2 separate regions of the Homo sapiens genome follow, and region 2 is linked to region 1. Evidence: read pairs that join two places in POLR2A ChIA-PET (ENCODE). Cell type or tissue: PC-3. All regions are shown on one strand. Each heading gives the region's core, and the rest is flanking DNA. Links, peaks and the distances in the headings are about the cores only.

The links. Peaks named below come from ENCODE experiments on the same cell type or tissue, not always from the same donor. Only the 100,000 strongest peaks of a DNase experiment are listed, where the experiment ranks them.
Region 2: POLR2A ChIA-PET joins it to region 1 with 5 read pairs; 1 of 35 experiments calls an interaction of 5 or more read pairs at or near these places.

Annotation. Positions count from the first base shown.
Region 1 is chr2:181,544,074-181,548,439 of GRCh38, reverse strand. CERKL (CERK like autophagy regulator) reads left to right here. Exons shown (of 13, transcript NM_201548.5): 9 at 593-618; 10 at 714-822; 11 at 3,644-3,740. Among named protein-coding and RNA genes, the nearest start is that of ITGA4, 89 kb to the right of the region's middle. In PC-3, for the core only: no CTCF peak of the experiment used is centred there; a DNase peak (open chromatin) is centred at 2,189; H3K4me3 peaks cover 860 bases; H3K27ac peaks cover 1,650 bases.
Region 2 is chr2:180,643,050-180,647,462 of GRCh38, reverse strand. No RefSeq gene overlaps it. Among named protein-coding and RNA genes, the nearest start is that of SCHLAP1, 47 kb to the left of the region's middle. In PC-3, for the core only: no CTCF peak of the experiment used is centred there; a DNase peak (open chromatin) is centred at 2,512; H3K27ac peaks cover 1,375 bases.

The DNA.
Region 1 (4,366 bases), core at 1-4,000:
AGTAGTAAAGAATATAGAATCACAGACTCTTACAGGTCCTAGTAAGCAAACAACTACTCACTCAGCCTTTTTCTCTTTTTCCTTCCTTCTTTCCTCCCTTCCTTCCCCCTGTCTCTCCCTCCCTCCTTCCGTTCTCTTTTTCCCTTCCCTTCCCCTTTCTTTCCTTTCCTTTGTTTTTTTCCCTTTCTTTCCTTTTCCCTTTCCCTTTTCTTTTGAGTGCCTACTATATGCCAGGCACTTTGAATACAACAATGCACCAAAAAATGAACAAAACACACAGTTTTGTCCCTCGTGATAATTTTGGTCTAGTGTGTAATACAAATATTAAAGCCATATTAAAGAAGGGTTATAGTCTTTAAAGAAATAGTACATTATTATTCCTTATAATACTAGTTTACCTTTAAATGAATCAACACATTATGTTGGCAGCAACAAAATTGTACGTTTTTACTTACTATCTAATTGAAGAAAGTATTTAACATATATAATGATGAGTTCTCTAATTTTCTCATATTTAATAGATTTGTGTGTGTCTGTGTGTCTGTGCGCGCGTTATCTGTTTTATGTCTTTGTTTTGTTTTCTTTCTTTTAGGAGGGCACAGGGATCTCCCAAATCTGGTGAGTCGAAAAGTATCTCCTTGAGAACTGTGCCAGGTTCTGTTGACATTTTGTTCTGGTGAGGGAAAATAACCAATCACTTTCATTACCTTTAGACTGTAATGATCAATGGCAAATGATCCAGGGTCAGTTCTTGAATGTCAGCATTATGGCAATTCCTTGCCTGTGTTCAGTGGCACCTAGAGGCTTGGCACCTAATACCAGGTTAGTAAGCATTTTTATTGAATTGTTGATACATTTCTTATAGACCATTTTTTTTCCAGGGTATCCAATTAACTGTTGGTTAGCTAGAAACTTAACAGGTAGTTTATCTTTGTATATTAGAGATTCTAAGGGATTTGTCATCACAGTAGGTTGAGAACAACTGTTGAACTGGAATAATTATCAGATAATCATTGACTATTTAACGTCACTGAGGCTAAAATAATATTTCCTAAGTTTTATTGATAGAATTTTATGCCTACTTTACTTGATTTATTCATTTAGTTGTGGAGAACATTATATTAAATACTGATATTTCTTGTGAATGTCTTTGCTTTCCAACTTTAATGCAAACATAAATATCCTTAGCATGAAAATCACACATATGTATATTTGATACTGTATTAGTCTGTTTTCATGCTGCTGATAAAGACATACCCGAGACTGGGTAATTTACAAAAGAAAGAGGTTTAATGGACTTACAGTTCCACGTTGCTGGGGAGGCTCCACAATCATGGTGGAAGATGAAAGTCACATCTCACATGGCGGCAGACAAGAGAGCTTGTGCAGGGAAACTCCTATTTTTAAAACCATTAGATCTCATGAGACTTATTCATTACCATGAGAGCAGCACAGGAAAGACCCACCCCCATGATTCAGTTATCTCCCACCAGGTCTCTCCCACAACACATGGGAATTATGAGAGCTACAAGATGAGATTTGAGTGGGAACACAAAGCCAAACCATATCAGATACTTTTAGTCAAAAGAAACATTTCAGTTCTATTTAATGTGAATAGTAGTGCATATCAATCTCCTGCCCACATTTTCAATTGAATAAAATATGAGACATCTTATATATATCTTTTTATCCATGGGATATAGACATTCCTTCTCTTGCACATTCTTCTTAATCAGCTGTCCATTATGGGGCTGAAAATATTTCTTTCCTGAATCCAATCCTGTAGAGTGTAGGAGAAAGGATCGTGAGTGTTGTGAAATATAGGCAATAAACGGGGAAATATTCAAAGTTAGAGAAGAAAAAAGAGAAACTGCAAACTTCGATATTGAAAACCCAGATGGCAAGGTCCTCATTAATTACATCTAGTGCTAAAACTTCAAAGGAGTATTTTGAACCTTGTGTGATTTAGAAATTGAGCCTGGTGGTTTTCCCCGACACCTTCAGAAATCCTAGATAGCTGTGTGCTTTCATAATGTAGTTTCCCTGACTAAACTTGAAGACGTGGCTAGCTGACCAAGGAGCTATGTTTGGCAGGACTTGAGACAATGTTTATCTAACCCTGTTTGTTTAAGGACCTTCTTGGGAGGGTAGACCTGCTCTTCTGGGAACAATCGATTCATAGCTCCTTCAAAGCCACTCCATAAATGTTCTGCTTGACTAGAATTCCACTGTTGACTCTGCAGGCTTAATCAGTATTAATGAATTTTTCAGAGAAGGATGACTAATTAGAGATTTCTTCTGTGGTTTATAATCACAACATGCCATCTTTGCAAAGACCTTTTGATCAAGACTCATTTGACCGGAGATTTTTCAGAGATGTAGCTTCTGATGATTCAGGATGATTGAACAGGAGATTTCACTTTCTTCTTTTTCCCCCACCATGATAAATAATAATTTATGTTAGAATATCTCAGTGCAAATTGCCAGTAGGAACTAATATTCTTATATTCTAAGTATTCTAAGATTAAATGTGTTCATATATGTGAGACATTTAAAGCAGTGCCAGCCATGTAAGTTGTGTTTCTATTTCAAGTAAATATTGCAAAGCAGGCATAGGATAGTGCTTTTAATGTTTATAAATTATGCAATTAAAGATGCACAGTAACACTACCATGAACGTTTTGGTGCTGTTTATTTTTAATTGGGAAGAAGAAGCATGATGGAAAGCATACTGAGCACCTGGAGTATTGGTGCTGATGACCATTTTTTCTCTGTGTGCCTTTGAACAAATCACTTAAACTTGGAGTTGTCTTTTCCCTCTACATGAAATGAGCGAATGATGAGATAATCTCTAAGGTCCCTTACAGCTCTGACTTGAGCTTTCATAAGATACTAAGAGCTCTTTTTTTATTTTGTTGTTATTCTTAAATTAACTTCATGTTTGCACTGAAATCAAGCTAGAAGTCATTTGTATGTATTTCTGCAAACTGCATTCTATAGCTTGATGCATTTGTGAGTGGCTGTTTTGGCACTAAATCACACCTCTGAATTTTCACTCTCTTATATTGGATGGAACAGTTATGCAAGATTAAAATGTTCAGTCATTTAACTGAACATGTGTGGCAGCATTTGTTCACTCCATTTCATCCATCCAAAGGCCACTTTGATTTATTTCATTTCCTATGTCACTTAGACCTTCTGTCTATAAATAAATATTTAAATCACACTTTAGATTTTAGAAAATGTTGAGCTATTTGTTACACAACTTGTGCATATTAACTCTTCTATAATACATCTTTTAACAACATAGTTTCACATTTAGAATTTCTAATTACATTGTATTTTAAATTATGTCTTGATATGTGAGTAGGACGCTTGATGGTTTGCTTTGTAAAATGCTCTAATGTAAGAGCTTATTGAGAAGGAAGCCAGTGATTTAATAAAACTCATTTGAAAGCCTGCATCATTTAAAAAATAGCAAGATACGGTTTATGAATTTTAGGTAAACGTAACATGGTGATTTATCTATCTTGTCCAATACTTTCAGTAAACAGTATACTTGTTATAAGGAACAGTATGTCATAATTTTTGGTATAATCTCTTAGTAAATTTCTTGATGTCTAATAGAAATATTTAATTTCAGATTAAATAATGGAAGTATGGCTCTTATAATTGCCCGAAACACTTCTCGGCCAGAATTTATAAAACACCTGAAAAGATATGCCAGTGTAAAAAATCAGGTATAGTAAATTCTTTTTGTTACTTATTTGCAAAGCTATTAATCATGTAGAAAAAGATGCTGCAAGAATTGACATCGAATCCTGCCTCATAAGAAGGTTTTATTTTCTTCTGAATATATTAATCTTCTTTTTCCCAATCTATTTCATCCAAATTTTGAAAAGCATCCGCCAGGATTAATATAGATTGGCCTTTTTTGAATGATGAATTAGTGGTTATGTATCTGTAACCACAAAGATAAAATAGGAAATGTAGTGTTATATTGCAATGTGAAATAAATTAAGGATAAAATTCCATACTCAGGCTGTTCTTCAGAATGAAAAGAAGTGAAATTTGAGAGTTTAGCCTTCTTGATATTATGGCAGCAGACTTTCTAAAGTTATGATCTTTAGATCTTCCTGACATTTGTTTGCATATCTGCATTGATTGAAATAGATCTGTAGATATGTATTTAAAAATATGACAGTTTTATACAAATATTCATTCAAAATGAGAATATGTGAAGATATACATTTCCACTTAAGTGATTTGCTTTAAAGAGAAACAGTAACTATTACAAGCCATATTATTTTGGCAGCTGTTTTGACCTGATTATTAGGAAAATGATCCTTGAACTATGTGAATTTCT
Region 2 (4,413 bases), core at 268-4,267, 900 kb after region 1:
GCTCACATGTAACTTTTGGGTTGTAAATCTTTTTCCTGAGGACTCTGCAGCATGCAACATGGATACATACTACTCTGGTACTAGGAGGGCTCACCAGAAACAAGCCAAATAACACCCTACTGTGTTAGTCACAGTATTGCCCTAGTTAGTTGAAGATGCCCTTCTCCAGGCTTTCTGAGTGGTTTTCTGAATATTCACAAGTATCTGCCCACAGTTACTGGGAAACAGGTGGAAAACCCACATTTGGGAGCTGATATATCTTGATCTTCACATTTCATTTCCCTGTTTTATTTCCTGTTTTATTCCCAGTGAACAATCTCTGTTTTTATTTCCCAGTGAACAATCACAGTGATAACCTACCAGTTTCAGCCTGAATGTGATGGATGAAGCCAGCTATCCGTTGCTTTGCAAATGTTGAGGATTTAAACTCCAAGCAGCTGATGGAGTTCTGGATCGTTCCAAAATCCTTCTTCTGGTTGTCTCTACAGCTCCTGTTTCCAGTCTTGGCATCCTGCCCCTTTCTTCTTCTTGGATTTTTATCCTAGATTTTTCTTTTTTTGTATCTCAATTTGGAATATATGATCATATTACTATACACTTGGGCTTTCTGCTCAGATCTTTGTACTGCACAATCTTGAGTCTAGAATTTCCAACAACTTTGGATTAAACATATTTTCATTTCTGGTCAAACCAGGCAGAACCCACAGTTTCGCCAGAGAAAAAGGATTAAGAAATATTTCAACCAAAGTAGTACCAATTTCCATAAACACATGTACTTTTGATACGAGTACCTGAGAGGCTAATGAAAAACATAGGTTAAGTAAAATACATTTTGTCCAAAAATAAAGATGGCATTTTCTTTTCCTAATAGATAAAATGCTTCTTCTAACACCTTGCTAATATTAAATATGTGGCTTAATTTTCTCCAGCAACAGAGGTACCTTACAATAAACGCAAGTAGCTGTCATGTCCTTTTTGAGAGCAGTGAGTCTAGACATCTTGCAATTTATTGGGGACTTTCCCTAAGAAAGCAAATTACCTTAGATCCATTGAAAATACCTTCTTTCAGGTTGATGGGAGACCTCACAGATTTATTGAAGGTCACTTTAAGAAAGACGGAAGGGGAGTATCATTAAAGCCTAAGTGTTTTGAGGGGGAAAAGGGAAATAGAGAGATGTTGGTCAAATGGTACAAAGTTTCAGTTAGATAGGAGGAATCAGCTCTGGGAATCCGTTGCACAGCATGGTTACTATAGTTAATAATAATGTAAGATATACTCAAAAACTGCTAAGAAAGTAGATCTTAAATGCTCTTACCATACAAAAATAATGAGTATGAGAGGTGATGGATATGTTAATTAGATTGATTTAATCATTGAATAACGTATACATATACTGAAACATTACGTTATATAATATAAACATATGCAACTTTAAAATTTGTCAGTTAAACCTTAATACAGCTGAAAAAAATTGTCCCAGGTTGATTTTTAAAAATAAAAGAAGGATGCTGGTTTTAAAGTCCATAAGTCGGGGACTACAAAATACCCTAAAATGTAATGCTCCTGAAGCCAGCTGGTATTCATGAGAGAGACTGTGTATAGAAATGAAAAGAAAAGCAAGCTAAAATTTGCAAATCTAGAAAACAGAGCATGGGTGTAAGGAGAAGAGTTTGTTCCTGATGGGAGAGGCCTGTGCAGGTAGCTGCACTATCAAGATATCACTACAGCAGTTCACTAGCAGGGCTAGGTTTTGTGGCAAGACCATGAAGCACTTAGCAGCAATGATAAATGGATCAGACTCCCTTTTGTAGTGCCACTTGGGCATGGAAACAAGATTGACCCTGTACCATTCTGATTGTAATAGTCTTCAAAGTATTTCTTTCTCACCTTTTTAAGAAAAATATTCCAAACACCCAGAGAAGAATAACATAATAAATGCCTCTGTACCCACTACCCAGATTTATCAAATTCTAATAATTGCAACATGTCAACGTCATATTATTTAAATAAGTCATTACCGATGTATTTCAAGCTCCATTTGTAGCCACCCCAATTGCATTCTTTTCTCTTTTTCCTATGTTTGTCATTCCTACTCATGTTTTCATTTTTACTATAAATGTATGTCTTTATAAATAATACATCATATAATTTTTTATGTTTGAAATGTATATTTTGCTGGAAACACTAAATTTATCGATGTGTGTATTATTCCTCAAACAACTTTTAGTTCTTACCTTTGTTTTTGAGGTTTATTCATGTTAATATATGTATACATTCCATAATTTTTAAACATTTCATTTATAGTAAAGAGCCTGACTCATTTTTGATGTTTCACTGCTGACAATTTTCAGGCCCCACCACTCTTTCTTACCCTTCTGCCCCACATCTTGGCAAGCTGATAAAAAAGCCAGGTGCTTACTTCTTTGGCACAAAAATCCTAGCCTTAGTGTGTACATAGGAACACTCACTCCCCACGTGGGTTAAAGGTTATCTCATGTGGCTAGGAGTTTACCACCATAGAAACTCCAGTCTTCTTTCCCTAGACTCTTAAGCTACATTTTAACCAGCTTGGGAAACTTCCTTGCTTTCCCCAGAAAATCTCATTATGTGAGTAATAAACCTTTCATAACCTCTTAGTGTGTGTGGCAATATGGGTCTAGAAATTTGATCCAAAGTTTGGGTGGGGAAGTCCATCCTGCTTCTGCAAGATGACTACGTTATCATACAAATATATCACATTTTTTTTTACCTGTTTTCTATTTGATGGACAATTTTTTTAATTTTTAATTTTTGTAGATACATAGTAAGCATATATATTTATGGGGTACATGACATATATTGATACAGGCAGGCAATGTGTAACAATAACATCATGTAAAATGAGGTATCCATCCCCTCAAGCATTTATTCTTTGTGTTACAAACTATTCAGTTATACTATTTTAGTTATTTTAAAATATATAATTAAAGTATTATTGATTATAGTCACCCTGTTGCACTGTCAAATACTAGGTCTTATTTATTTACAAACATTAACCATCCTCACTTCCCCCTACTCCCTCCACTACCCTCTGCAGCCTCTGGTAACCAATCATCTACTCTCTATATATAAAAATTCATTCTTTTTAATTTTTAGTGTAAAAATTCATGTAAGTGAGAACATGTGAAGTTTGTCTTTCTGTGCCTGGCTTATTTCACTTAACCTAATGACCAGTAGTTACATCCATGTTTTTGCAAATGATAGGATGTCATTCCTTTTTATGACTAAATAGTACCCCACTGTGTGAATATATATCACATTTTCTTCATCCATTCATCTGTCAGTGAACAATTAAGTTGCTTGAAAATATTGGCTATTGAACAGTGCTGCAGCCAACATGAGAGTGTGCATATCTTTTTGATATACTGATTTCCTTTATTTTGGGTATATACCCAGCAGTGGGATTGCTGGATCATATGGTAGCTCTATTATTAGTTTTTTGAGAAACCTCCAAACTGTTCTTCAGAGTGGTTGTACTATTATATATTCTCACCAACAGTGCACAAGGGCATCCTTTTCTCCATATGCTCATCAGCATTTGCTATTGCTTGACTTTTGGGTGAAAGCCATTTTTGACTGAGGTGAGATGATACCTCATTTTAGTTTTGGTTTACATTTCTTTGATGATCAATGATGTTAAGCATGTGTTTCTATGCTTGTTTGCCATTTGTATGTCTTCTTTTGAGAAATGTCTATTCAGGTCTTTCATCCATTTTAATCAGATTATTAGACTTTTTCCTGTAGAATTGTTTGAGCTCCTTCTATATTCTGGTTATTCATCACTTGCCAGATGAATAGTTTGCAGACAGTTTCTCCTATTCTGTGGGTTGTCTCTTCACTTTATTGATCGTTTCCTTTGCAATGCAGAAGATTTTTAACTTGATGAGATCTCATTTGTCCATTTCTACATGGGTTGCTTGTGCTTTTGAGGTATTACTCATGAAGTTTTTGCCCAGACTAATGTACTGGAGAATTTCTCTAATGTTTTCTTTTAGTAGTTTTATAGTTTGAGGTCTTAGACTTAAGTCTTTATTCCATTTTGATTTGTTTTTTTTATATGGTGAGAGATAGTGGTCTAATTTCATTCTTCTCTATATGGATGTCTAGTTTTTCCAGCACTCTTTATTGAAGAGACAATTTTCCCCCCCAGTGTATGATCTCAGTACCTTTGTTGAAAATGAGTTCATTTTAGGTGTATAGAGTTGTTTCTGGGTTCTTTATTGTATTCCACTGGTCTATGTGTCTGTTTTTATGCCAGTAACATGCTGTTCTGGTTATGTTACTTCTATAATATAATTTGAAGTCAGGTATTATGATTCCTCCAGTTTTGTTCCTTTTGTTCAGGATAGCTTTGGGTAGCAATTGTGAGTTTT